Regions from separate parts of the Homo sapiens genome. Here region 1 is linked to region 2. A link is a loop called in an ENCODE intact Hi-C map of the cell type or tissue named here. Cell type or tissue: heart right ventricle. All regions are shown on one strand. Links, peaks and the distances in the headings refer to the core of each region. The heading gives the core; the rest is flanking DNA. Region 1 overlaps PBRM1 (polybromo 1). Region 2 overlaps PBRM1 (polybromo 1).

Region 1 (15,323 bases), core at 3,400-11,399, 51 kb before region 2:
TTATAAACAGCAGTGGAAGCTCTACCACAATGGCAATCACCCAGTTACTATAAAGCAGGTTTCAAAAACATGCCGCCAAGTGAAACAATGTTCCTACTGTCTGCCATCCTATGCTGCCTTCAAATGTTTATTGTAGGGTCATATAAGAAAGACAGGGTCACCAAACCCAAGTGTTTGGGATCTGTAATGGTCTTTCTAGTAAGCGTTTTATTAAATTATGATTCCCTTCTCCTGTAATTCAAAAGCACAAGCTAAATTTAAAAAATATTTTAGAAAGTATTAAATTTCTGGTTGAGAATTATAACAACATTGAAACTTAAAAGAAAAAATACATCTGATAATAAGGAAATAAGGAATACTAAAACATACTTGTATATGAAGGCAATCAATCTACTTGTTCACAATTATGCTTCTTATACAGCTCATATCTAGTTCCATACTCTCTTACCCATGTTAGGTTAGGTGTTATGTTTAAAAATAAATCACCTCCATGCATACCTTAATGCTTTCTTCAAGACGAACTTCAATGTTTTTCAATGTAACAGGTTTAAAATTTTAAATCATCTGAAATTTATAGGCATAAATTGTGAATTCATTATAAATAGATCAAAATATCCTTAAACGTACCTGCCTAGATTAAACATACCTCAGGGTTGTGCACGTGTTCTGCAAAAATCACTGACACCATAGTCTAACTCACAGATGTCTAACTCAGCACAATTGAAAAAGTGCTTTTTCCCCTCCTGGTGTCCAGGAGGTACATTAGCTGCAGACAGATGCACAGCACTGATTACATATTTCTGTAGTGAGCCTCTGAGTTAATAGAGCAAATGTGCTGTGTCTATTAAACATCTAAAACCTAAATAACCACCTTTCAAAGAAAGCACTTCATCTGTAAGAAACAGCTTTTGCAGAAAGTGGCTTAAGATATTCAGGCACATGAAACAAACACAAGTATACTCCCCTCTCTAAGATGTAAACTAGGACAAACTTCACATTTCATTATCAATTTAAACTAATCTGTAAACTCTTGTGTGTGTGTGTTTTTTTTCATTTTGTTCTTTTATATATATATATAAAAAAACCCAAAACCAAGAAAACAAAAACCCCAAGCCAAGACAAAAACCTCTAATGGTTTCAGTTCCATGGCAACAAGTAAAAAGATAAAACTCCAAGTCTACATATACAACCAATTATGAAACTGGTTTTAAACGAAGGAAACATATGCAAAAAAATCTTTGTGTATTTGATAAAGTCAACTTAATATAACAAACAAATTGAAATAGCTTATTAAAAGTGTCCGTATATAAAAATGGCCTTGTGATGTACAGTAAAATGCAATAAAAATTATCCTCCTTTGTTCCTTCCCCCCACCCCCAGTAACTAAAATGGCTACTGATCCACAACTCTTTATGCTTCTATATAAAAGAAACGTAATGATGTGATTAAACATTTTCTAGGTTGTATGCTTGGCGAATGTTGAGGGTGTCCCGGAGCATCAAATCTCGAAGGCGCCAGAGGGCATCTGCCATGGTGGTGTGGGCCCCTTTGCTTTTCAGCCAGTGAGAGGGTAGGCGGCTCTCCTGTTCTTTCGACAAATGGACGTCGCGTCTTCGAGCTGAAAATTAAAGTACAGAGAGACAGAAATTAGAATTTTAAGTTGGCAAAATTTCCCTCAGTTCTAAGGTCTGACGAACTTATTAAAACACAAAACATTGAATATTTATTAAATATTATGAATTTTAACTGCAGAATATTTCCAGGCACATTTCTTATATCATTTTACTAGGCACTAAAAGATTTGATCATAAATTTTTTTTTTTTTTTGACATCGAGTCTCGCTCTGTCGCCCTCGCTGGAGTGCAGTGGCGCGATCTCAGCTCACTGCAACCTCTACCTCCTGGGTTCAAGCGATTCTCCTGCCTCAGGCTCCAGAGTAGCTGGGATTACAGGAATCTGCCACCAAGCCTGGCTGATTTTTCTATTTTTAGTAGAGACAGGTTTCACCATGTTGGCCAGGCTGGTCTTGAACTCCTGACCTCAGGTGATCTGCCTACCTTGGCCTCCCAAAGTGCTGGGATTACAGGTGTGAGCCACTGCACCCGGCCTGATCATTATTTTTTTGTAGGCATCCCTGATATTTAATAATTACTTCAATGTTAACAAAAATTCCTAAAAAGGTAAACATGTGAAGAAAGGGAAAATATACCTTCTACTCTAAAGAAATGAAATGAGATGACCAAAGTTGGTTTAGAAATCAAGAACAAGTAGAAACTTCCAAACTTCTCTCCAGAAACTACACAAGTACTTTAGTACATACTGAAAATACATAAGTATGTTGAACTAAATGAATAGCCTAATCGGTTTCTAATATTTTTTTCCTTTTGTTAAACTGAGGTAAAATAGTTTTTTTTTTTTTTTTAGACAGAGTCTTATTCTGTCACCCAGGCTGGAGTGCAGTGGTGCGATCTTGGCTCACTGCAACCTCCACCTCCGGGTTCAAATGATTCTCGTGCCTCAGCCTCCCAAGTAGCTGGGATTACAGACACCAGACACCACGCCCAGCTAATTTTTGTATTTTTAGTAGAGATGGGATTTCACCATGTTGGCCAGGATGGTCTTGATCTCCTGACCTCAAGTGATCTGCCCGCTTCAGCCTCCCAAAGTGCTGGGATTACAGGCGTGAGCCACCGCTCCTGGCCCTCATCTGGCTAATTTTTAATTTTTTTGTAGAGACGGGGTTTTGCCATGTTGTCCAGGCTGGTCTCAAACTCCTGAACTCAATCGATCTGTCCACTTCAGCCTCCCAAAGTGGGAGCCACCGTGCCTGGCCAATAATTTTTAATTTACCCAATGCATCTATACTAATGTCCAAATGCCTGAAAAACAAAACAAAACAAAACAAAACAACAAACAAAAAACAATGTACTTAAAAAGATGGCAGTGATGTTTATGAGAAAACTAGGCTTTGAAATTTGGCAAAAAAAACCACAACAACACTTTTAGGCAGGGCGCTGTGACTCATGCCTATAATCCCAGCTCTTTGGGAGGCTGAGGTGAATAGATCACCTGAGGTCAGGAGTTCGAGACCAGCCTGGCCAAAACGGCGAAACCCCATCTCTACTAAAGATAAAAAAATTAGCTGGGCGTGGTGCTGAGCACCTGTAATTCCAGCTGCTCAGGAGGCTAAGACACAAGAATCGCTTGAACCTGGGGGTCGGAGGTTGCAGTAAGTCGAGATTGTACCACTGCACTCCAGCCTGGGCGACAGAGTGAGACTGTCTCAAAAAAAAAAAAACAACCCAAAAACCATTTTCAGGCCAGGCACAGTGGCTCACGCCTGTAATCCCAGCACTTTGAGAGGCCGAGGCAGGTGGATCACTTGAGGTCAAGAGTTTGAGACCAGCCTGGCTGATATGGTGAAACCCCATCTCTACTAAAAATATAAACATTAGCCAGGTGTGGTGGCATGTGCCTGTAATCCCAGCTACTGGGGAGGCTGAGGCAGAAGAATCAGTTGAACCTGGAAGGCGGAGACTGCAGTGAGCCAAGATCGCGCCACTGCACTCCAGCCTAGGCAACAGAGTGAGACCCTGTCTCAAAAACAAAACAAAACAAAACAAACCATTTTCAGTGTGTTACGTAAACATGCAAAGAAACTCCAAACCATTTATGAAATATATAATTTATTTTAATTGTATAAGAAAAAGGGGTGTTTATTGTATGATATACTATGCTAACAGCAGTAAGACAGCTTTGAGGAAGCATGTATTTCACAAAGGCTTATTTAGAAGGAATCTTACCTGCCAGTGTCTGATCCCACTTGCTAATGCTGTTGGACTCCGCACTGAGTCCTTCAATGTATTTCAGGTAGGCCTCTGAGTGAAGAAGCCGCTGGGTCTTTGGTGGGGGAGCTACAAACATGGGTGTTGTTGGCTGCTGTATGACAGGGGGTCCAGCTGGATGTGGGCCGGGATATGGAGGTGGTGCCTGCTGCCCTGGAGGCCCCAAAACTCCCACCTGAAAGAGCACAGGACCACATGGTGAGGCAAAAAGAGACTCTGCACATGTTCTGAGAAGGATAACTCGAATTCTGTCAAGTCCTAGAAAATCAAACTGGGAGGCTCACCTGTTGTCCATATGGACTTCCACCTGGTGCTGGAGTCCCTACCATAGGGGCCACTCCTTGGTTCATCACACCTATAATTCAGAATGCAATGGCACAGTTAGAGGCTCTGGGTTGAAATGACTGAAAAACTACTGTCTGATAAGAAATGATGCCATTCATAATTCAAACCTATGTACCTCTGCCCTTGAATCTTTGTGGCTAGGAATCTTAAGCACCCCAATAGGATTTGAATAGAAAGTTGTTTTGTTTCTAGGTACTTAAAGTATAATACTAGAACAATCTGTCAGATGTACATCAATTATGGCTTAGAAATGATTTGAACCTTGCATAAAATTCTAGTATTTCTCTAGGTAAGCTATTGTCAGAATATACCTCTACATTCAAGGTGTTTTTCTTCTGACAACACATTCTCCTGCAACTGAAGCCTGTATTTAATTTAAGCAGGAATGGCACTGGAATCAGGCTCAGCAGTAAGCAATGTGCTAGGACAGCAGGGACACAAGGGAAGAGGCTGTGGAAGTGCATAGTTAAATGAGCTTTGTGAAGGCTGAAGGCACAGCCTTGCTATCCCCTCCCAGACCATCAGCAGCTGGTTCTAACTGGAGTCACTAGTGCTGGCAGGGAGAGAACACTTCCATCTGATAGAGTAGCACTCTGAAAAGGAATCATCTGAAGTGAAGTAACCTTGTTGCTATTGCTTTATATGCAAAATGACAAAGGAACAGAGAGACTTCATGGCCCTACTAGATTTGTACTATGTCCCTGATAATAATTTTGTAAGCTTCCCTCAGTGAATGCTCACGAGCAATTGTTGTCTCACAGGCACAGCTGATAATAATGAGATGTCCTAAATTTAGTGTCAGAGGCTCTTTTGATTTCAGGGTGCATATTTGCTATTCTGATAAAATACAGAAATAGGCAAGGGACCCAGTTCATTAAAATCAAATAAACCTAAAACTGTGGTGAACTGTTCTTGAAAACTTAAACAAATCCTGCTGGCTGTGTAGAAGAATCGAGAGGAGGTATAACTTCATAGTGTATAGTCCCTTCGGATTAAAAATCGTAATATTTTGTCCAGGCAGAAGCAGCTCCTCATTCTAAAGTTCAGAACTGTTTCATGAATTTGCATGTCATCCTTGTGCCATGCTCAACTCCATATTGTTCCAATTTTAGTGTATGTGCTGCTGAAGCGAGCACTAAGGTTCAGAATTGTTAAATGCCACTTCCAGGAAGCATAAGAGAGCCTCTTATTTGTTAGAAAATAACAAGTAAAAAAGCTTCTGTTTAAAAAGCAGGGAGTTTTATATTCCAAGTACCCAGAAGTCCACCCGGATCACCAAAGTAGGATCCTGATGATTATTCGTGAATGAATGAAGAGGTTGTGGTGGGTAAGCTGGTGCCCCAGCAATATATTATTAACCTCTGTGCCCATCACCTCCCTGTGCCCTGGGACACTCACCCACCTTAGATTCCAGAACACGGTGTGGCTCCCTAAACTGTGTAAATCATTGCTTTGCAGGGCAGCACAAATCAGCAAACTCTTCTGCTTCCTCTATTGACAAATGCCATACTTGGGCAGCCGGTGAGAATCTGAGCTGAGTCACCAAAAGAGCTCAATGAATCCCCTACTCCTCTAAGCCTGCTCAGACATGTGCATTTGTAGGCACTAAGAGGGGGTCTTCCCTGACTCCTGGCTTCTTTTTTAATTAAATAAAATAGATATGGGGTTTCACCATGTTGCCCACTGGTCTTGAACTGCTGAGCTCAAAGCAATCCTCCCACCTCAGCCTCACAAAGTGCTGGGATTACAGGATTGAGTCACTGTGTCCGGCCCTGTCTCCTCAATTCTAAGCAGGTGTGTTGGGCTTCCCTCCAGTTGAATTTAGGATTTCAGGAAGGTGGAAAGGAAGACAGCTATGTCCCAACACCCACCAAAAGACATCTGCAACCTAGAGGGTACTGGCATTAGACATGGATCCCACTAAGTGCACCTAGAAGGTGTAAACTCCAGCCTGGTCTTATTGGCTCAGTGATACCCTGTATCAAGGTGAGAGGGCAAAAAATTAAGGCCAAGTCTACCTGCCACATGGGAACATTTACCTTATGACTGACTCCTGCTGCAACAGCAATTCACACAGTCCACTGTTTTCATATGAAGCACCTAACCCTACAAACACTTCCTCCTCTGGCAATACCTGGAGCAAATGCTTCTGTGGAATTATGGCCATATTCTAAGCAACTCTCACAAAGAGTGTGGCTGGAGGCTCCAGGCCAGGCCACCAAGTTTGCTCACTCTGCACACTGCTGGGTGCACCCTCCAAAGCATCATTTGGTACCCTGCAAAACCCTATCACTGGTAGGTCCAACACTGGTACAAGCAAATTTAACAAGTTTCCAACCACATTTTACCATTTGGGTTGGGCCCTTAGCTGATGTTGTAGGTAATGGACCAAATGCTTTCCGAGTCTTCCAAAGGTCACATTCCCTCCATCCAGATTACAGCTAAGAGTTCTTTTGCATATGATGGCAATTAATATGGGAACATGTGATTTTCCTTTCATTTAGGTTTTCTTTAAAATAATCTTTCAACTTGCTAATTCACATTTTAAAGTGAAAATGAATGTCGCTATTTCTGGAATCCATTTATATATTTCTATATAAAAGAACTTCTAAGCTTCTGTTGACAGACAAACCAGTATCTACAGCTAGGAGGGTAGGCTAGGCTGTTCTTTAATGTCAGGCTTTTTTTTTTTTTTTTTTGAGACAGGATCTCATTCTGTCGCTCAGGCTGGAGTGCAGTGGTGCGATCACCACTCACTGCAGCCTCAGTCTCCCCAGGCTCAGGTAATTCTCCCACCTCAGCCTCCTGAGTAGCTGGGACTACAGGCACATGCCACCACACCTGGCTAATTTTTCCTTTTTTTTTTTTTTTTTTGACACGGAGTCTTGCTGTCGCCCAGGCTGGAGTGTAGTGGTGCAATCTCGGCTCACTGCAACCTCTGCCTCCCAGGTTCAAGTGATTCTTCTGCCTCAGCCTCTCGAGTAGCTGGGACTACAGGTGCCCGCCACCACGCCCAGCTAATTTTTGTATTTTTAGTAAAGACGGTGTTTCACCATATTGGCCAGGCTGGTCTCGAACTCCTGACCTCAAGTGATCCGCCCACCTCGGCCTCCCAAAGTGCTGGGATTACAGGCATGAGCCATCGTGCCCGGCCTAACACCTGGCTAATTTTTATAGAGATGGGGTCTCACCAGGTTGCCCAGGCTGGTCTTGAACTCCTGGGCTCAAGTGATCCACCTTCCTCATTCTCTGAAAGTGCTGGGATTACAGGCATGAGCCATTACACCTGGCATGTCATGCTTCTTAGGGAACTCACATACAGAACACTAATTCAGTGAAAATGCATTCCCTCCCTGCTTTTTGTTCTAAGACAGACTGAGTGAAAGATTTCTGAAGAGTTCTACCTTAGCAGCTCTGCAATCCCCTTAGAAAGGCTGCTTGAGGAGAAGTAGGAGATGGAACAGATACTCTATACCCTGTGAGATAAGAATTGCACCAGAGGGAGAAATGCAACTCAGGGGCAAAAAATGCTTTTACATGTTACTCTGAACTAGCAATTTGGGAAACTTCATTCACTGATAAGAGGACACAGCCTTCTAGGCTGTCTGGCTTTTCAAGGACATGTCAAATTAGTTGAGTGATTATCGATAGAGTATGCCTCTTGTCCCTTGGTTTGCTGAGTCTGGCCTCTGCCATGTGTGCTGTGCTGCTGCCAGCAGCCAGGTGCACAAGGGCACAAGTGCTGGGCCACCTGCTGAATGCACAAGACATGCCCTGCTGCTGACAACCTTTGGATTCTCAGGGAGGGAAGGCCTGGCCACAATGGGCCACGGGTGCCTCCTGGAACAACTGGTTGAAAGCGGAAAAAGAGAATATGAAGATGAGATTAATGAGTGAATGAGGATGAAGTTCTTACCCGGTGGTGGGATGCCCGGGAGGCCAGGCACACCTGGCGGAAGATGGTGGGGTGGAGGCCCCCCAGGGTGAAGTGGCTGCATGCTGCCCATGCTAACAAGGCCATCAACTGGGCCCTGCAAAGGTGGAAGGCCTGGCGGATAGCCACCCATCATGCCTTGAAGGACACAACAAATTTCAGACATGCATCATTAACATGCAACATGAGCTAAGTAATAACAACCAACCCCCACATGCACTACCAATGAATAAAGCACCCTTAGTACTGCATGATATAACAGCAATTAGTGCAATTATTTTGCTGCAATAATGAACAAAATAAAAAGTTACAAATATGAGACCCAACATTTTGGGATGAATTAGTACTTAGTACACTATTATTTGTAGTTATTTTCCCTGGGGTAAATATGCTGCATGTTTTCAGTTAAATAATAGTAAAGAGTTCTAGTAACAGCCTTCCCAAGGAAATAATTATTGCAAGCTGTTCAAACAGAGTGACCAGTTCTGCTGACTGCAATTCTAACTGAATAGTATAAACCCCATCATTCCACTCTGCCCACACTCATATGCCTATCATGGGTACACATGAGGGGAAATAGGAAGGGAGGGAAATGAGCGCATAGTCCTGATCACAAAGCATGGTTCTCCAGCTTTGGGGCAGGAATTGTTCAAGACTTCTACATCTACTCCTCCTTTCTAGCCTTACCACTGCTGGTAAGAATGGATTGTGCTTGGGCTTGAGTTGGGGAACAGCTTCTAAGAACCATCACAGTGAATGATATTTCCTTCTTTAGATCTAAAAATGTGATAAAGATAAAACCTAAACACTCCCAACCAAGCCAACCAAGTCCAGGTCACTCAGGAGCCTACACACAGACTTTACGGAGGAATGGCTGGAGAATTGGGCTCTGCTGATATGAGAAAATGCCAAATGCCATCAGTCTCCAAGCTCAAATGTCCTCATATAAACCTTAACAGGGAGCATTTTAATTTGAGGTACACAATTTCTGTGAACAGAGGCTTTTATTCCTTTATTTTCAAAGTGTACCTACACATGACAAAATATTTTCTACTGGCTAGAGAAGAGTTTCAGCAAACAAGTATTTTTGGCAGAAGGAATAAATGTAAGAAAAAAAATTCAAAATGTCAAGGACTCACCTATCAAAAGACCTTTAAAACCACATGGCATTTTTTTAAAACAAGAAAAACAACTTGACTTTTCTGGGATTTGTAATGATCATGATGAATAAGAACACAAAGCTCCCCCCAAAATGCAGTCACCTTTGGTCACAGCTTCTTGCAAAGGGAGGGTTGAGGGACTGGTGCCAAACCTCATTTTTATAAAATACTCTTTGCAGAGGGACTCTGTCAAATAGTGGAAAACTTCAGATTCTGAGAATTTTACTCTTGGACTTTCCCTGAAGATTTCAAACATATTTATTTATAAAAGTTTAGTCTTTTAAGGCTATGAAATTACTAAAAATTCTGAGGTCGATTCACCCTGCTTCACTAGTCATACCTAAGCTGACTAACTTACAATTACATAAACCGAATGACAAAAATTTGAATAATAATCTCTCTATACATAAGATTATGAGTTTTCATTTTTTTTTAAATGAAGAGTTCAGAAAGTAAAAACTACTTTTGAACAGACACCATCATCTTAATTAAACATGAAGAGATCCAATGCTACCAATCTTTTAACCACACCACCAGTTATAGCATTTAGGGTTAAGTAGGCGGGAAATTTAAGGATGTTAAGAGGCTTTGCTTTCAATTACAAAAGCCCATCTGAACGCAGCCTTCATGGGCTGTGGTTGAGGAAATTATTAAGAACTGAAAGACATGACACTTGTCTTCATTAAACTGTACTTTGGCATTTATTATCCCAGTCACATGTGTTCAAATGAGCTTCAATGCTTGTAAGCAAAGCTGGTCTCAAGACAGCAACAAGGCTAATAAGTAAGACTCAGGCCCTAAGAAACCTGTAAAACCATGAAAAATCACCCTCTTAGCTGCAGGGTTCCCCATGAGGACCAAAGAGTGGTTACTGCAGAGAATGCTTGCTTTTCACTCCCAGGGCCCAGAAGTCTAGCCAGCACACCCTAAATAATGGAGCAGGGGCTTTCTAGAGGGACCACCTTCCTCATCCATAGAGTTCTATAATGTTCTTCCCCAACAGGGAGCTAAAATGCTGCAGCTGCTGTTTTTTTTTTTTTTTTAATTGTTTTTAGCTGTTTGTATTCATTTTGTTAATGTGCCCCTGGGTTTTGAAGTCAAGGGCACAGTGCCACAACGTCACACATCAAATAGAACAAAACACAATGTCAACGAGGGAATTCTAACTTTCAAAGTCCCCATGTTCAAGGCCTGATTTCTAAAAACCTCTGGAACCCCATTAACCAAAATGGGCCATGGAATAGAGCAGGCGATTATGAGATTTGTTAGATCAACATCAGTTACACTGAAAGCACTGAAAGCCATGATTCAGATGTGCTTTGGCGAGTGCAACTGCTGAGTTCAGCGACAGTGCATTTGAGAACTTGCCATCACAAAAGTTAGGAGCGACAATGGAAAAGTTATCCTATGCTACTCTTCCTTAAAAAGCAAAAACGAAACAGCAAAAACAGCATCCCAACAAGCCTGCCTTGAACAACACTATTTTGGACTCCCTGTGAAAGAGGTCAGACTGCTTGCTTAAGAAGAAACACAGGTGGCTTGTACAGACCTCACCAGGACTGGAGAGATCTCAAAGAAGGGGCCCGAGAAGTGGTCTGCAGACTTCTCATTGGAGACATGTCAGACAAAGATATTCAATTCAAGAACAGTCAAATTTGCTATGGCTACCAGAACCAGAGACAACACACACAGACAAACCACATTCATCATTTTCTTTTTCTTTTTTTTTTTCTTAAATATGTGACTGGGATACTAACAGAAAATGCAGTTTAATGTAATTAAATAGAAAAGCATTACAGAGTGGGCACAATGAATTGAATAAGGACTTTGTATTCTATTTAGCAGTCATGCACATTGGTGACCAAGAAAGGATTTACAATTCATTGTCAAAAAATCCTTTTAAACGGTCAGTCTTTTAAGGATGGCTGCAGCAGAACAAGGCAAACTGAATACTGGAATGAGATGGGAAAATCAACACCACCTAAAGACTAGTTTTGTGTTTTCTCTTGGGAGTCCCTCTAGAACAGAATTCAGGGTCTACTTTCATATTTTCTGCTATAGTGCTCTATCAAGAGCAGGCTGGGGTGGAGAACATCACCAGACCATGCCCACAGCCAGGGAAGAGCTGCTCCCTACCAATTACCAGGGTTGGGCCCAGGGCCCATTTCTGGGGCAGAAGGGAGGCATTGCCCATATGGGAAAGGCAATATAGGACAACATGGATGACTTCAAACTTTGAATCTGTCATGAGAAAAGGCAATAGACTGTGGCCTACTCCTTATTGGAGAAAAAAAAAATGAAGGAATTTCTTAAAGTGGAAAAAAATGGTCTTAGCTCCTGTTTTTACCTGCAACAGGTGTCAACTGCTGATTGAGCATCCCCATTGGTGTTGGTGGTGGCACCACCCCCATGAGAGCCCCCACAGGGGTGCCTGCTCGGGGAGAAGCACTCGGCTGCTGTTGCTGTGCTGCTCGCTCTCTCTCCTGCTGCTCAGCAACTTTAGCTGCCCGCTCTGTAAAGGCATTTCAGATTTTCAATTCTGTTTTTAACCCAGGAATTCAAAATACCATCCATTGCATTCAACAGGACTAGTAAAAACACAGGCAACAGTTCTGTCTCAATGGAAGGAACAGTAGATGACTAGTCTCAACACAGGAGGAGTCGGGCCGATTTCACTTGGTAACCTAGAGTCCAGCTTTCCTATCCCATCTTGAGAACTGGTCTGCAAAGATTTCAAGAATGTTAAGACTGCAACACACATTCAGAAAGCACAGGTTTTATGTAAACACGTCACCAGCATAACCACCATGGTTAATCTCACGAGGCACCCTGAAGATGAGAAGCGCTACCATTATTCTAGTATTAATAGCATTACAGATTATTTATAATTTCAATATGAAGCAATTCCATGGCCCATTATAATTTTTGGTACAATTGTTACTTACTATATATATTTCCTGATTCTTTGTACCCAATTTTACTAAGATTTGAGGACTCATCACGAGTGTCATGGAGTTTAGCAGCTGAAGAAAATTAACTCTGTAAGGGAAAAGTAGCTGACTGCCTCCTTCAGAAGGTTTTAGGGAAACAACTAATTTCTACATTCTAATGAAGCAAAGAAGTCATGTTTAATAAACCCCAAAGGAAAAAAATGCATTATACTTCAGGCTACAATCATCAGAAGCAGAGAATTAAATAAACACGTATGTAGCAATGGACAATGTACTGAAAGAACCAGGTTTCCTGAAGCTGAGCAGTTCAATACTGACCATAAACCACCCTAAATCAATGAAAATTCCAGAATCCCTCTTACTTCATTCAAAATGCAAAAAGAGCATTTGCTGTGGCAGTTCTGGGCCGTAGAATACATCCTGCTACCTCCCCACTCCCCGGCCCTGAGCTACTCTGCATCTCCAGAGCCGGGAGCTCCAATGATCATGTTTCCAGTCTTTTTGTGAGCTAGCAGACTGAACCCCTACTGAAGAACTCCTGAAATGCTGTATTTCCAAAGCTCCCACCATACAGGGTTTCTTGTCTCACCATTCATAAATAGAAGATCCCCCCACTCATCACATAGGCAAATGGAGGCTGGGAGACAGGCAGTCACTTGTCCAAGGATAGAGAGAACCAGCAACCCTATGGCCCTAACTCCTGATATCACACTCCAACTGCCACACATAAACCCTTTAACATGGAACTCAACACCACTGATTTCAGGAGGGGGAAAATAGCTCGAGGTCATATGGCTTTACAGAGAATCAAGAAGCTACAGCTCCAGTCCTCCTTTAAGAATATGAAAGTCAAGCAATCAAAGGCCTCTTGGCTGTGACAGAGTTGCCTGCATAGCCTTATCATCACTAAGACTGTCCTAGTTTACAGACCCTTTGTACAATGAGTATGAGAAACGAAGGCCATTTGAACAAACTATTTACTTGAGCTAGCAGTAAAAAAAAAAAAAAAAATCGACCTAGGGTTCCACTTCAAATTCTAGTATTTTCATTATACAAGTGACACAGTAAAGTGGGAAAGCAAAAAAATGAAATGGAAAAAAAAAAATAAGGCCTGTGGATTGAATATTGGACTGGCTACCCAAACTCTAAACTTTGGGCTTTGAATTCAATGAGAGAAAACATCAAAAGTTCAGATTTTATGTCTCAGGTAGATGCTGCTGAGTCATATAACTCCCCCCTCACTAGGTTCTCACTCACTTTCAGACTCCCCTTTGAATTTGGAAGGATGTTCCAGACGCCATCACCTCTCCCTCTCTTCATTCCTACTCCAGTGTTTTTACCTTCACAGTGTCTTCAGGTATCTCTCTCCTGCTCACACTCTAAATAACCAGCCATCCAGCACTGGCTCCATTTGCCTTGCTGCTGCTGCTGTGCTGCTCGCTCAGCAATATTCATGTGAGCTTGATTTTCAACACTCCTCCAGCTCAGTGGTGTAGTAGGTCTTAACTTTCAATAAGGTCAGAAATATCAAAGCTCCACAAAGTTCTAGGTTCTTATGGAACTGACTAGGGTTTTCCAAAGAATATTCTGCAAAATGTTAGTTCTTTAGGGTATTCATAGGTACTACATAAATACCTGGTCAAATTTCAGAAAATGCCAGATAATATAAAACAGCTTATTTACTGGTGGTCTTAAAGCCTTTAATATGGGAATATGCATGCTGTATGAAAGGAGAAAAGGTTAGCACTCCCCTTGATAAGGACAGAGGAGGCCCTTGGGCCTGACAACACACATACGGGAATATGCACCATAAGTTTCCAAGAGAGAGAGTTTGGAATGCTTCTCAAACTGGTTTTGCCACAAAATGTTTTTTGGCTAAACATCTTGCAGGATTAGGATTCTTTGCAGAAGATCCTTGGGGAAGCCTGTCAGATAATTTCATAGTAATCAAATAATTATAATAAATGACCTTTTTTTTTTTAAAGAAGTTTCTTTGGAGACTTCAAAAATTTTAATAAAAGGGGCAGCCTAAATAATTAATGTTTGCCAGAAAATAATAGAACTGTACCCACCTAAGAAGAGTAGTGGTTGACCATTGTAGAGAGGAGCTCTAAACTGGCAAAATGAACCAATATATAAAATTCCAGATGGAAAAAATATAGCTCAAAGGGCAACAGTACTGCCTAATCTAATGCTTACTACTAATTTCTTTACTAAGTCCATGTCTGATATTTAAAAAAAACCCACAAAAACAAAAACCCAACAACAAAAAACAAAAAATCTCAAGTATTTGTCTCTAAATGGCTAAGAACCACCAAATTCTTGAATGACAGCTCACTGCCCAAAGTGATTTAATTAGAATAAAAGGAAAATAAAGGCAGTTGAGCTTTATAAAAAAGACCCAAATACCTTAGAAGTAGCTATGAATACAGACACAGTATAGGCCAGGACTGACCTAGGAAACCAAGCACTTTAGCAAAGACTCAGCCTGAAGTTTAAATATATGGCTTACCAAGAGCTGTAACACAAGATCACTGATTTTAAGAGGCCCTTTTCAGACGAATTTTAATTAAAATTATATTTAACATCATTGTACAATAATTCCCTAGCTCAACATGTGTGCTTACAGGGCTCAATGAAAGAAAAAAATCATGCAATTTTTAGTAGCAAAATATTTTGGAGAAATTTGCAGGGGAAAATACAACACCAGGATCAGAGGCCAAGTCAGGGGCAGTGCTCTGCTCAGTCAGGACAAGGCTAGCATCTAAAATACTGGTTGGGTGCCATTTGGAACAGTCCCCAAAATAAAAGTTCATGTGCAAGTGGTAAGAACAAGAGTAAAACCTGTCTGTGCGCGTGCATTCCTGAAACACCCCCTTGCTTCGAAAGACAGTTGTGCCTAGGCTCTATTTACCTTCATATTCTGCTTTCTTGGCTGTCTCAAGATTTCTCCATTCTGTCCCCACCAGGCGGCTGAGCTCCCCGAAAGAGTAGTCTGGGTGTTGGGCCTTAATCACAGCCCTCATCTCACTGCTGAACAGGATGTAGCCACTCATGTTGATTTTCCGTTTGGAGCCTTCCTTCTTTG
Region 2 (15,323 bases), core at 4,054-12,053:
CTCTAACTCCCGCAAGCACAAAGATTCTCTGTGTCACACAGCTGATGCTGGGGTATGGGAGAAGGGTGGTGCCAGCAATTCAAGACTGTGTTTTCTACCCTCTTTCAGAGATATGAAGTTAAAACTAGGTACTGTGATTGTTTACCTGATTTTTGGTTCTTATGAAGGTGCACTTTCTGTGTGTAGATAGTTGTTAAATTTGGTGTTCCTGTGGGGAGGACAATTGGTGGAGGCTTCTATTCGGCCATCTTGCTCTGTCTCCTAATTCTCCTATTTCTTGGTATTAGATATGTAATTTTTAAAAGTTCTGCCAATTTTGGTGAAAACTGTTATCTAGCAATTGATTAATCAAGTGAATCCCTGTGTAATACACAGCAGATCTATAAGGTTCTTGAGAATTTTATACCAGCAGTAACACTATCAGTTTACTCAAAGGGACAGAGAGACTAGAATTTTTTTTTGTTTTTTTACAGACAGGGTTCACTCAGGTTTCAGGGTACTGGCACCATCACAGCTCACTACAACCCTGAACTCCTGGGCTCAAGTGATCCAGCGATCCTCCCATCTTAGCCTCGTGTGGTGGCACATGCCTGTAGTTCCAGCTACTCGGGAGAGTCTCACTGTGTCGCCCAGGCTGGAGTGCAGTAGCACAATCTCGGCTCACTGCAACCTCTGCCTCCCAGGTTCAAGCAATTCTCTTGCCTCAGCCTCCCGAGTAGCTGGGACTATAGGCATGTACCACCACACCCGGCTAATTTTTGTATTTTTAGTCGAGACAGGGTTTCACCATGTTGGTCAGGCTGGTCTCGAACTCCTGACCTCAGGTGATCTACCCACTTTAGCCTTCCAAAGTGCTGGGATTACAGGCGTGAGCCACTGCACCCTGCCAATTATCTTTTTCTTCCTTTATTTCTGTTGTTGTTCTACTTCTGGGAGACTTCTTCAACTTTGTATTCTAATATTTCTCTGAATGGAAAACAACTTCATATATGATTCACACACCACATAATTCACCTATTTAAAGTTCAATGGTTTTTGGTATATTACATTATTAGTTTTTTAATAATTGTAGTAAAACATATAATACAAAACAGTTATCATTCTGACCACTTTTAAGTGTACCATTCAGTGGCAATAACTTAGTGTTGTGCAACCATAACCACAAACTATTTCCAAAACTTTTTCATTATCCCAAACAGAAACTTTAATCATTAAACAATAATTATCCATTTCTCCACTCTGCAACCTGGCCCCTAGCAACCTCTATTCCACTTTCTGTCCCTATGAATTTGCCAATTCTATATACTTCAAAAAAGTATAATCATACAATATCTGTCCTTTTCAGTTTGGCTTACTTCACTTATCATAAGGTTTTCAATGTTCATTTACATAGCATGAATAAGGATGTCATTCCTTTTTATGGTGGAATAATATCCCATTGGATGAATATACCACTTTTTGGGCTTTTGTTATTTTTCATTGACATATGATAATCATGTGGCTGGTGTCTGCAATCCCAGCACTTTGGGAATCTCAGGAGGGGGGATCCCTTGAGCCCAGGAGTTTGAAACCAGCCTGGGCAACACAGCAAGATCTCATCTCTACAAGTAATTTAAAAAATTAGGCCAGGTGCAGTGGCTCACGCCTGTAATCCTAGCACTTTGGGAGGCGGAAGCAGGCAGATGACCTGATGTCAGGAGTTAAGAGACCAGCCTGGCCAACATGGTGAAGCCCCGTCTCTACTAAAAATACAAAAATCAGCTGGGTGTGGTGGCGCACGCCTGTAATCCCAGCTACTCAGGAGGCTGAGGCAGGAGAATCGCTGGAACCTGGGAGGCAGAGGCTGCAGTGAGCTGAGATCACACCACTGCACTCCAGCCTCAGCAACAGTGCCAGATATCTCAAAAAAAAAAAAAAAAAAAAAAAAATTAGGCAGGTGTGGCACATGCCTCTAGTCTCAACTACTCAGGAGACTGAGGCAAGAGACTCGCTTGAGCTCAGGAGGTTGAGGGTGTAGTGAGCCATGATCGTGCCACTGCACTCTAGCCTGGGTGACAGAATGAGAGCCCATCACACACAAAAAAAATTGCACATATTTATGGAGTACAGTGTGATATTTCGATAACATGGATACAACGTATAACAATCAAATCAGGGTAATTAGCATATTAATACTCTCAAGGATTTATCACTTCTTTATGTTGAGAAGACTCAAAATCCATTCTTCCAGCTATTTGAAAATATAAAATGAATTGTTAATTATAGTCAGTCTATAGTACTATTGAACACTAGTAACTTATCCTTCCTATCTAACTATAAACATATAGATGGTCAATAGGCATATGATAAAATGCTCAACATAACTATAAACTTCAGGGAAATGCAAATCAAATTTTAAAAAAATTTTTACTGTTGGCCAGGCGTGGTGGCTCATGCCTGTAATCCCAGCACTTTGGACAGCCGAGGCGGGCGGATCATGAGGTCAGGAGATCGAGACCATCCTGGCTAACACAGTGACACCCCGTCTCTACTAAAAATACAAAAAAAAAAAAAAAGAAAAAAATTAACCAAGCGTGGTGATGGGCGCGCCTGTAATCCCAACTACTTGGGAGGCTGAGGCAAGAGAATGGTGTGAACCCGGGAGGTGGAGCTTGCAGTGAACTGAGATCACGCCACTGCACTCCAGCCTGGGCAACAGAGTGAGACTCCATCTCAAAAAAAAAAAAAATTTTTTTTTACTGTCAATCTCACTTGCATATGAAAATATTTTTTATAAAAACATTAACATTTCATGGATGTATTATTTTTAAATACATTTTAAAATTGTGATAAAAAATCTATAACAAAATCTGCCTTTTAAACCAATGTAAAGTGTGCATTTCAGTGATATTAATTACAATCACAATTTTTGTTTTTCATTGATATATAATATAAATATTTATGGGGCACATGTGACACTTCGTTGCATTTATAGAATGTGTAATGATCAAGTCAGGGTATTTGGGGTAACCATCCTTTCTATGTGTTGGGAACATTTTAAGTTCTCTCTTTTTATCTATTTGGGGATCTTTGACTCCTCTGTAACTGGATGTCTAAATTTCTTGATACACTTGGAAAGTTTTCATCCATTATTTCACTAAATAGGTTTTTCAACCTTTTAAAATTTCCTCTTCACCTTCAGGAATACTGAAAATTTGAGAATCTGGTCACTTTATGGTGTCCCTTATGTTACCAAGCTTTGCTCATTCTTTTTTATTTTTCTTTGACTGAGTTATTACTATTTCAAAAGACCTGTCATCAATTCCTGAAATTATTTTTTCTGCTTGATATAGTCTGTTCTTAAAGTTTTCAAATATCTTTTGTATTTCATTCAATAAATTCTTCAGTTCCAGAATTTTTTAGTTCTTTTTCATGATGTCTATTTGATAAAGTTCTCATTCATATCCTGAATTGTTTTTCTGATTTCTTTGTAATGTTTCTAAGAATTATCTTGTATCAAACTTTGAATTATTTTCCTGGAATCTGATAAATTACTTTGTTTTTGAGACGGAGTCTTGCTCTGTCCCAGGCTGGAGTGCAATGGCGCGATCTTAGCTCACTACAACCTTCACCTCCTGGGTTAAAGGTATTCTTCTGCCTCAGCCTTCCGAGTAGTTGGGATTACAGGCACGCGCCACCACGCCTGGCTAATTTTTGTATTTTTAGTAGAGACAGGGTTTCACCATGTTGGCCAGGCTGGTCTTGAACTCCTGACCTCATGATCTGCTGGCCTTGGTCTCCCAAAGTGCTGGGATTACAGTCATGAGCCACCGTGCCCAGCCGCTAAATTACTTATCGACTGAAATCTATTGCTAGAGAATTACTGGGTTCTTTTGGAGGTGTAATTATTTCCTTGCTTTTTCTTGATTCCTGTGTCCTTACTTACATTGATATTATATGTGTGTCTAGTACAACAGTCACTTCTTCCAGTGTTCTGAATTTACTTTCGTAGAAGAGGACTTCTCCCTGAAGATGTATCTGTGGTGTTCGTTGGGCAGGATACTTTGGTTTTGAATCTGGGTTTGTACAGTAGTGTAATCTCTGTATGATTCCTTCTACTGTAAACAGTATCAGTGGTATCCATGACTTCCTCAGTGGCTTAGGGCGGCAGCCCCCAACGTTTTTGGCACCAGGGACCAGTTTCGTGGAAGATAATTTTTCCACAGACAGGGATGGGGTTTGTGTGGGTAAGAGATGAGGGTTGGGTGGGATGGTTTCAGGATGAAACTGTTCCATCTCAGATCATCAGGCATTAAGAGTTTCATAAGCAGTGCACAACCTAGATCCCTCACATACACAGTCCACAATAGGGTTCATGCTCCTATGAGAATCTAATGCCACCACTGATCTAACAGGAAGCGGAGCTCAGGGGGTAATGTTTGCTTGCCTGCCACTCACCGGCTCCTGTGGAGCCCAGTTCCTAAGTAATGTGGGGGGTGGGGAGGAGGTGGGGGTGCCTGGCTTGAGGTGCATAAAGTACTGCTGGGGACTGGGCTGTCAAGGGGGCCATGCTTTGGGCCCCAGAGTGGTGTATACTGGCACTGGTGTTAGCAGGTCCAGGCAGGCCAATTCCTGGGACTCCAGCTGGCTTGCTGGAGTGCCAGGAATGGCAGCAGTGGATCGAGCAGGTGGGTGGGTTCCCGAGCCCTTGGGCAGTGGATGTGGCAAGGGTGAAAGCAGTAGCAGTGCTGGGCCAACTCTCTGGGACCCAAGTGTTCTGCACCAGTGCTGGCAATGGCTATGATAGGTGAGCTAGTACCCGGACCGACAGGTAACACATGAAGATGGGTGCCAGTTGTCGTGGTAGTGACAGATTGAGTGGCCCTGACCCCACATGCTGGGAAAAGTGCTCAGGTATCACTAATTGTCAATTGGGCTGGACAATCCCCAGGCCCCTGGATGGAATGTGCAGATAATTACATGTACGTGATCAATCAGTTGCTGCTTTTAAGATTTTCATCGGTTTGATGATGATGTATCTAAATGGGGCTCTCTTTGTGATTATCTTACTTGAAATTCTTGGAGCTGTTTTTCATCAATTTGAGAGGTTTTCAGCATTATGTCTTCAAATCTTTTTTCTCTCCCTTTCTCTTCTCTCCTCTGGAGCTCCCACTATAGGTCTGCAAGGAAACCTGACACTAGGGGTTGCTCCTCTCTTTCTATAGCCAATGACTTAGGTGAAGTTTGTACTTAACTACCTCAAGCCCGTAAGGATGTACCATGTGCTGACAGATCTGTGTATAGGTTGGGGGATGCACTCAAAGTTGCAGCCAATTTTCAAGTATCCTTTGGATTCTGCTCTTCACCAGGTTCTTTTGCATCTTCCCCCACAGCATGTGTAGGTTTTCCAGCTGGCTGGGAATGTGTGGAGAGCTTATCTCAGTCCTTTTATAGATGTCTAATTTTCAGAATATTCTTTAACTTGGATCGTCACCTTGGGCCATCAAAGTTGCAGCTTTACTCCATGCATTTCTGCATCAACCACTTTTAGCTGGCAAAGTCATAGATTCCCCTCTCCCCTAAACCCCACACATATATATTCACTATCTTCCTGAATGAGTATATCATATATCTCCTTTGGTGACAAAGCTGTTGGTTTTGCAGTTAGTTCTATGCTGGCAAAATTACTATTCTCACCAACCAAGTCTCTTTCCCTTCTTTTTGGGGTTTGCCATCGCTTATAAGAATTTGCTTCAAATCAATCTATTTTGTTTTCTTGCCTAAGGGAAAAAAATCTACGGAGGAGATTTGATGCCAAAGATTAACATAACTTAGAGTCACACATTCTAGGAATCTATGTGAACTTGAACTTTAACAGAAATGATCCAATTTGTAATCATAAGGTCCTGTTATCAAAATATTTCTAAATTCTGGCAAGTGACCCAAAGTAACATTTTATAGTTTGATACAATTAAAATAAAACTTTTCTCCAGGTATGTGATTCAACCAAAATATCATCTACTTGTCTGGTCCAAAGTATCTATGAGGAAAGCAATGCTACTGCATGATGTGGCAAAAACTTCATGGACTCACTGTTGAGAATGCTTTCTAGTTCTAGCTGGCCTGCTTAGGTTTTGATCTACCAATAATATAAAGAGGCATTAAGCCCCCACACTTGTGAATTAACTGACTCTTTTCCTGGAATGCTAGGATAACAGCTGTGTCACAGGTAACTTTTAATCTTTCCCAGGTCTGATGACCAAATTGATAACTATAAAAATATTTCCATCTCATTGCGTCTACTCTAATATAGTCAATACCCTGAGTTTTCATTCATACAAACAGGACTCTTTTCCACAGCTAATTATGAGAACACCTAGAAGACAGTGCATTTTTTCATATTCAATAAAATGAAAAGAAACCAACCTCTTTTTTCTTCTTCTCGTTTTAGTTTATCTTCCTCTATTTCTTTTGGCAATTTTTCCTTTCTCTCTTTCTCCACATCATTATGCAAATGTTTTGTGGTATAGCTGAGTGCCGGTGAAAGAAGAATCTCTCCATTTTTGCAGAGTTCATCACGAATTTTAATAAAAAACTGCTGAAGTTCTACTGCATCTTCATATATTTCTGAATCTGTCCTATAACAGCATCAAGAGTATCCATTGACATACAAGCTGTTTCTTTTAAACACCTCAATTATATGTTAAATTCTATTAAATGCTTCTTTAATTGATATAGTGGTATTTCTGTACAGGTCTATGAAGAGTATCTTTCCGAAGTTTGTTAGAACAAAATCCAAAGTGTCATTTTACCATGGTAAGCCCCATGCCCACCATTTTCCTTTACTTCAAGGCTCACTTCTTGTACAGCTCATGAAAAACGAAAGGCCTCATGTATTTTCTCTTGGAGATATATGGCACACGCATCAATCGATTCTGGCAGGGGAAGGTGGCTGCCAGAACCAAGAATTGTACCAAGGCTCCACAATATGTTCAACACTTACTCGTATCTATTCTTTGAATTTTTACTTTCTCTTAATAGCAGACCGATGTGTTACATAATAGGCTCTATTTTCTTCCTTTTGGTCCTACATCATGGTTGCCTAGGCTAGTGAGACCCTGTGAATATCGGAACCTAAAGCAAAGCCATGAAAGTATTCTATAATGGTTACAGGCCTCAGAGTTAATGTTCATTTTAGTTTCCCAGAAATAACTGTGTAATTCTGGGGAACCAGCAAAGGCAACATAGTGAAAGATGGAAAAAAGATTATGTATGTCATACCCAGAACTTTTCTGAGTCTCCTTCCTCATTTATGAAATAAAGCGGCCAGGCATGGTGGCTCATGCCTATAATCCCAATGCTTTGGGAGGCCGAGGCGGGAGGACTGCTTAAGGCCAGGAGTTTGAGACCAGCCTAAGCAACACAGCAAGACGCTGTCTCAACAAAAAAGTAGCCTGGCATTGGGGTACACACTTGCAGTCCTAGCTATCCGGGAAGCTGAGGCGGGAGGGTCACTTGAGCCCAGGAGTTCAAGGGTGCAGTAAGTTATGATGGCACCGCTGCATTCCCACTCTGGGCAACAGAGCAAGACCCTGTCTGTTAAAAAAAAAAAAATCAATAAACAGGCCAGTTGTGGTGGCTCACACCTACAATCCCAGCACTTTGGGAGGCCAAGGTGGGCCAAAATGGTGAAACCCAGTCTCTGCTGAAAATACAAAAACTGATGGTGCACACATGTAATCTCAGCTACTCAGGAGGCTGAGGCAGGACAATCACTTGAACCCGGGAGGTGGAGGTTGCAGTGAGCCAAGATCGCGCCGCTGCACTCTAGTCTGGGCAACAGAGTGAGTGAGACTCTGTCCCAAAATAAATAAATAAATAAATAAATAAATAAATAAAATGTGGGGAGTGGGCAAAATAAACTTCAGACTTTAGAATTTTGACTGGAGGAAATTTTATTACTGTTTCTAGTACCACTGTGGTCTGAGGAAGGTTTACATACAATTGTTTTTATTTCATTTTATTTTGAGGCTGGGTCTTGCCCTGTCACCCAGACTGGAGTGCAGTGGCGTGATCACAGCTCACCATAGCCTCAACTTCTTGGGCTCAGGCTGGCTAATTTTAAAATTTTTTGTAGCAACAGGGTGCTCCCTGTGTTGCCCAGGCTGGTCTCGAACTCCTGGCCTCGAGTGATCCTCCCTCTTCAGCCTTCCAAAGTGCTTAAATTACAGATGTGAGCCACCACACCTGGCTGGCATAAATCAAATTCTATTAACTAAGAATACCAGAGTCTAAAAACTTATTCACAAAACTAACCACAAAGGTCTTAGCAGTTACAGAGACATTCTGGTCAGAGGAGTGTGGCCAAGTAGGCCACCTACTGATACATGCCACTAGAGCATCAAACTTCAGAGAGGTCCCCAGAATGCTGCTCCCATCAGCAAAGGTGAACTGACAAACAATTAAAAGACACGATCAATAATCTAAATGGGTGTTTCCGGAAAGTCTCTTTTTTTTTTTTTTTTGAGATGGAGTTTCGTTCTTGTTGCCCAGGCTGGAGTACAGTGGTGCGGTCTCAGCTCATTGCAACCTCTGCCTCCCAGGTTCAAGCGATTCTCCTGCCTCAGCCTCTCAAGTAGCTGGGATTATAGGCACCTACCACCATGCCTGGCTAATTTTTGTACTTTTAGTAGAAACGAGGCTTCACCATGTTGGCCAGGCTGGTCTCGAACTCCTGACCTCAGGTGATCCGCCCGCCGTGGCCTCCCAAAGTGCTGGGATTACAGGTGTGAGCCACTGTGTCCGGCCTTGGAAAGGTTTTAAATATCTTTTGGGGTCATAGAAATGCTAATACTTGTAGGAAAGCAATAAAAATAAAACTTACCAAGGGAAGACACCCCTGAAACACTTTTTTTTTCTTCTTGAGACACAGTCTCACTCTGCTGCCCAGGCTGGAGTACAGTGGCACGATCATGGCTCACTACAGTCTCAATCTCCTGGCTCAAGCAATCCTCCCACCTCAACCTCTCGAGTAGCTGGGACTATAGGCATATGTCACCAAGCTTGGCTGATTTTTTAAATTTTATTTTAAGTAGAGCTAAGGAAGGTCTTGCTATATTGTCCAGACTGGTCTCAAGCTCCTGAGTGCAAGCCATCCTCCCACCTTGGGCTCCAAAAGTGCTGGGATTACAGGTGTGAGCCACTGTACCTGGCCCCTAAAACATAATTTTATGTTTGTTTTCTGAATGAAGATATTTGAATTCTGTTCACTTGAAATTAAAGTTCATTTTATAATAGTGTACAATTTTAAGTATAAAAAGTGAAAATTTCTGTAAATTAAAAGTAAAAAATTTTTGTAAAATTTTTGTAAATACCTTTCATGGTATACTAAAAGGGCAGATCATAATTCCATCATATCGCATGGTTTAGAAATGAACATTCTGTACAAGAGTCACTAAACACCTAGTATATGCTTTTGTTTATTCAAAGCATTATAAAGAATTTATTAGTCTACGAGGTCAGGTATTCATTGAATGTGCAGGAACATAAACGCAAGCTGGAAAAAGAACTCTAAATTCCCCTCAATTGGTAATCTTTTTATATAAGGCAGACATTCAGCAAAAGGAAATAATTAAGAATACAGGAGGCTCTTAATGCTTCCCTTGTTCATCTTCCCACAGGTCTCTTTTACCTGCAAGGGGATCAGAGTGTTTAGTCTGGGAATACTGCCAGCAGTTTAGGAAAGCCAGCAGCCAACTGGCATGAGTCAGCACTGTGCTGTTACTAAATACTGTTGATGGACAAACTATTGTCACCTGAGTGAATTTTTCTCTTGTTACGTCTCACTGTTCAGATTCCTTCTATTTTAGCCTGTGAAGTCCTAGGTGATGTTGGGTAGCAGTGGTGGGTAGGGGTAGGGGTAAATGGTGATGAAGCATGAAGACTCTTAGAGATCAACATGGAAATCTACGGTATGTAGACTTCATTGAATTTATGAACTAATATTTCTGGGATGCCTAGCTTTGTTACTGATAATATAGTAGATAAAGGCATAGTTTATCATTCACTAAATTGATGCATCTCCATCAATTCTTATTAAGTACTTATTCTTAATAAGTACTATAAGCAATCACAATACTATCTTTGTTCACAAAGTTAAGAATGGCTCCCCGTATGTTTTTCTTTAAAAAATTTTTCCTAACTACTAAATTACCAGGGATCCCTTTTGTTTTTCAACAAAGCTCTGGGCATGAGGGTAAAACTGTGTGCATCACTATCTCATAAAAATACACCTTGGACTCTATCTTCCAGGCCTCAAAAGCAAAAAACAACCATGTCAACAATGGGAGAATGAAAAGAGCTAATTTCCTAGAGATACAAATCTTAATTCTTAAAATAAACATTTCATCTATAAGACATAAACGAAGTTCCTAATAATCTAGAAGACAAATACTCATTGAAAGACTCACAGAACTAACACCAAGATGTAATGGGGCTAAGCAGGGAGGAGAGGAAGGGAGGGGTATTAGACTTAAGGACTACTTAAGCCAAGAACAAGAACAGAAAGAAGTCTAAGCTACATGAAAGCAGAGTTTGTTTTGCCCACTGGTGTATTACATGCATCTAGAATATGCTCATTAAGTAGCCTCTCAATAAATATGTGTTGAATAAATGAGTAACTCCAAGAGTTTTTGACTGCAAGATGTCCCTCCATCCTTCTCTTTATTTCTACTCAATTGCTGAAGAACCATATTATTAAGGACCATTTCTTAAAAGTGTCACACATGGGCCTCACCAAACTGGCCCCAACTCTATCCCTGTCTCTTAAACATATCATATTCATTTCCTAACTCCATTTCTTTGCTCATAACATTCATCTTATTTGAAATATCCTCTGGCCTATTCATTTGAACCCTACCTATCATCCCATGCCTTTTAAGGAGAACTGTGGCCCACAGAGTTCCTTACATCACCATCTTTACTAAATATAAGGTTGTGGCATGTTGTCTCATGTGTGGAATTATTTTTCCCTTAAGCGTAAGTCCTGGCCCATCCATCAGACTTCAAGCTTTTAGAGCACAGAGCTCAAGGCTTATCATCTATGGCCGTGCTCCATGACTTGTCCTGGTAACTGGCTCAGGAGTAGCCCTCTGCAGTGGAGAGCAAGACAAGTCACATCATTTACTAGTTGTAAGACTATGGGTAACTTTTCTCTGCCTATGCCTCTAATTCTTTCACATGCAAACTGAAAAGATTATCACTTATCTAGAATGGCTATCATAAGGGTTAGAGATTGCCTTCATAAAGTGCTTAGCATGGTGCTTTACGAAGAGCTGGTGCTTAACACAAGCAGCAAATGTTACTATGTTTTTTTTCTTTTATTTGCAAAGACACTGAAAGCAAACATTACTACTTGCTTTTCTTTAAAGGTTCAGAGCAAATTCTGATTTCATAGATTCCCCAGCTGGCATTACACTGCCTGAAGGTCTAGTTCTAAACATGATAGGCTGTAAGCTCCAGGAAGGTAAGGTTTGTATCTTTTTTTTTTTTATATTTTTCCAACTGTCTCTAAGTGCACATATAAAATACACTGTAATTGCTGAATTTAATAGTCAAGTCTGCTATTGACATGTAGCAACGATATATCACAGATAAAAATTAGAAGGAAATTTAAGTTTAAAGTAAATCTAAATTTGATTGCTTCTTTTAGAACATTTAATGTCTTCAGCAAGCTCTTAAGGTGAGAAACCTGAGATTAAAAAAAAAAAAGAAACCCTCTGAGGTACTTAAAATGGTGATCAAATTTCTATCAGTCTAACCTCAGGACAACACCTTAGAGCTATTTTATTTAAAGCATTCGTGCACTGAAGCCAAACCTTAAAAGAAAAACGCTGTTACTATTTCCAATTAGAAACATTTATCTTTTTAAAAAACACATTCTATGAAAGGCTGTATTTTAAGTTTATGCTTTTCAAGAGATTTTCAATTTTGTCTTCCTCCTCACTGGCCTTAAACTAGATGACTTAGTGGTGTGCCTTCTCTCCCCCACAGAATATACTCACTCTTAAGAAGTTCTGGCTGATTAGAATTCAGAATAGCATGCTACCAACTACAAATCATGTATGTAAGTGGAAATAGTACATCAAAGCAATATTCTTTCATCTGTTTTGTATTAAATAGCACATATCCTCAAAATAAAAATGGCTTTGAAAACATACCGATTCATCCTTCTTGCTCGTTCCAATACTTCAAACATATGCTCTTGAAATAAATCAAGCCGACGGTAGCGATTATTTTCAACATTCTTCCTAATTATGTCAAATGTAAGGGGTGGTTTGTTAGGAAAGTTGGGATCCACAGCAGGAATTTCTGCTAAAGAATCGCTGTAGCATCTTCCCTCATCATCCTGATGACTCATGACTGACACAAAAAGATTGTGGATAAGCTCTTGAATCAGCAAAGTCACATTTGGGACATGAGAGTCCTCATCTCCCTCCAGGTCTCTGCGTGTTTCAAGCAGGACTTTGTGTAGAACAAGAGCATCTTTGTAGATCAAAGACTCCGGCTCATTGTATGTACAGGCATTATTAAACATCATGACAAAGTCCTCAACCATAGAGTCAATATCTTGGTACTTGTTGGCCATCATGTGACTTCGAATTTTTTCCATGTCCATGGGCTTTTTAATAGTCAGATAGTAGTCAGGCAACTCAGATCTAGAGGGAAGCCTCAGAAATATGGCACTGAGGCGGCGACCCCTCTTATCAGTATAGTTCTTTACAGCTTCATAGACCTCATTTAGTTTCTGCTGCATTGGAGTCATGTATTTTGATTTTTTAGGAGAAATGCCACTCTTCCTACCTAAAGAGAGATATTTAATGTTAAATGAATAAAATAAATGAACCTAAATTTGTATACAGATGGTAGCATAACCACAAGGGACGATTCCAAGTAATTTGTAAAATCTAGCAATTAGCATGTCTATAGTGAAATATAACCTGCAGACAAAAAAGTACTAAAAATTTTTTTTAACTGTTTTCAGTAATTATATTTTTGATGGGAGACTACTGTAAGGTTGAGAAAGCTGTGAATAAGAAGGAATAAAGCAAATGAGTAGCTATGTGACATTCTATCACCTCTGGTATCCTGGAGAACTGAGATTTTCATCATGGGATAAAAAGAGATAACGGATGTTAAAACGTAGGACATTAATAATTACCTTGAGGCCTTTAATCTCAATTGAAAGTATCACTATGAACTTATGATGTAATTTATCTTTAAATATAAACATACAAACAAACACACAAATTTCCTAGCTCTGTCCACTGAAAATCGTACAAACAATGACTACCTCAGTAGCAGTATAGCCCACATTAGAGTTTTAAAATACTAATTCCAAATAGTAATGTTGAGGAGCCCTCACCTTTCAGCAGAAACATGAAAAAGGTAGGGCTCCTTGGTAAATGGCTGATTCCCAGTCTGGTATATCTTCAAACACTAGACAGTAAAGAATCTATCAATGACTTCTTACCATGACTTCATGTCAATAGAATATAGGAACCGGCTGGGCGTGGTGGCTCATGCCTGTAATCCCAACACTTTGGGAGGCCAAGGTGGGTGGATCACCTGAGGTCAGGAGTTCAAGATCAACCTGGCCAACATGGCGAAACCCTGTGTCCATTAAAAATACAAAAAATTAGCCGAGTGTGGTGGTGGCGCCTGTAATCCCAGTTACTCGGGAGGCTGAGGCAGGATAATTGCTTGAACCCAGGAGGTAGAGGTTGCAGTGAGCTGAGATCAAGCCATTACACTCTAGCCTGGGCGACAGAGCGAGACTCTGTCTCAAAAAAACAAAACAAAAAGAATACAGGAACGAGCCTGAACCAGCCTGAGTATCAATAAGGACAATAACTTCAATTACAACTCAGCCATATGTTTAAGTCTGGTAGTTCTTAATAATACGTACAAACAAACAACAAAATGGGTAAATATTGAAGGATGTTAGTAAACCAATACATATTTTGAAAACTGGTAAAGGTGAAAACAAAATAAAACAAAAATCAAGCCTTTATCCTTTCAAAAAGCAAGACACACACAAAAAAAACACTGTACCACTGGCTAATCAAATATTAGATAAGGCAAAGTTTCTCTATAGCTAATAAGGAATAAAATTAAAAACTATCACAATTTTACATCCCTTTCATGAATTAATAATTAATGAAGTATGCAACAACACCTGTTAACAGAAAGCCATAAATAGATTTCACATGTACCTGATGGAAGACCATATATTACCTATGAAGTCGGTTTTTCTGCCTAAGGGAGAGAACAGGGGATCAGACCTCAATCTGATCAAGCCTCTGGCTCCAACTACCAATTTATAGGAAATACAAAGGACAGAGGAACACATGAAAGTACAACATAGTGGGCCAGGAGCTGTGGCTCATGCCTGCAATACTAGTACTATGGGAGGCCAAGGTGGGCAGATCACTTGAGCCCAGGAGTTCAAGACCAGCCTGGCAACATAGCAAAACCCTGTCTCTACTAAAAATACAAAAAAATGAGCTGGACGTGGTGGCGTGTACCTGTAGTCCCAGCTACCCGAGAGGCTAAAGTGGAAGGACTGCTTCAGAAGGGAGGTGGAGGTGGCAATGAGCCAAAAATGTGCCACTACACTCCAGCCTGGGTGACAGAGTAAGACCCTGTCTCCACAAAACAAAACAAAACACAAAACACACAAAAAACCCCACAACATATGGATGCAATCAGCAAAACCCAGACTATGGGAAACTACAGCACAAATCTAATTTCTTCAACAGATAAATGGTAAGGGGTGGAAAAAGAGAGAGCTGGAGGGGAGTTTACAGATTAAAAGAAGTATCGGGCTGGGCATGGTGGCTCACACCTTTAATCCCAGCACTTTGGGAGGCCGAGGCGGGCAGATCACGAGGTTAGGAGTTCAAGACCAGCCTGGCCAATATGGTGAAACCCTGCCTCTACTAAAAATACACAAAAATCAGCCGGGCGTGGTGGTGCACACCTGTAGTCCCAGCTACTTGGGAGGCTGAGGCAGGACAATCACTTGAACCCAGGAGGCGGAGGTTGCAGTGAGCCGAGATCGTGCCACTGACTCCAGCCTAGGCAACAGAGCGAGATTCCGTCTCAAAAAAAAAAAAAAAAAAAAAAAAGAGGTATCAATCAGTTGCAGTATGTGGACTTTATCTGGATTCTACTTTAACCAGACACTGCCTCAAGACATGATACAACATAAGGGCAGCAAACCCCTTATAAAGTATCACCACCAAGGTGAAACTTAATCTAATCGCACCTTCAAAGTTAACTTC

Evidence for each region. Hi-C counts contacts between places; a loop is a spot of excess contacts. Peaks named below come from ENCODE experiments on the same cell type or tissue, not always from the same donor. Only the 100,000 strongest peaks of a DNase experiment are listed, where the experiment ranks them.
Region 1: it touches region 2 in a loop (1.8-fold over the local background); 3 of 110 quality-filtered maps call a loop at or near these places.

What each region holds. Positions count from the first base shown.
Region 1 is chr3:52,546,618-52,561,940 of GRCh38, forward strand. It overlaps PBRM1 (polybromo 1), which reads right to left. Exons shown (of 32, transcript NM_001405607.1): 27 at 15,150-15,323; 28 at 11,632-11,796; 29 at 8,107-8,262; 30 at 4,130-4,200; 31 at 3,804-4,020; 32 at 1-1,618. The coding sequence ends at 1,446. It also overlaps the pseudogene RNU6-856P and the pseudogene RNU6ATAC16P. Among named protein-coding and RNA genes, the nearest start is that of UQCC5, 18 kb to the left of the region's middle. In heart right ventricle, for the core only: no CTCF peak of the experiment used is centred there; no DNase peak of the experiment used is centred there; H3K27ac peaks cover 1,501 bases.
Region 2 is chr3:52,597,116-52,612,438 of GRCh38, forward strand. PBRM1 (polybromo 1) reads right to left here. Exons shown (of 32, transcript NM_001405607.1): 18 at 12,198-12,840; 19 at 6,406-6,617. Among named protein-coding and RNA genes, the nearest start is that of UQCC5, 68 kb to the left of the region's middle. In heart right ventricle, for the core only: no CTCF peak of the experiment used is centred there; no DNase peak of the experiment used is centred there; H3K27ac peaks cover 2,314 bases.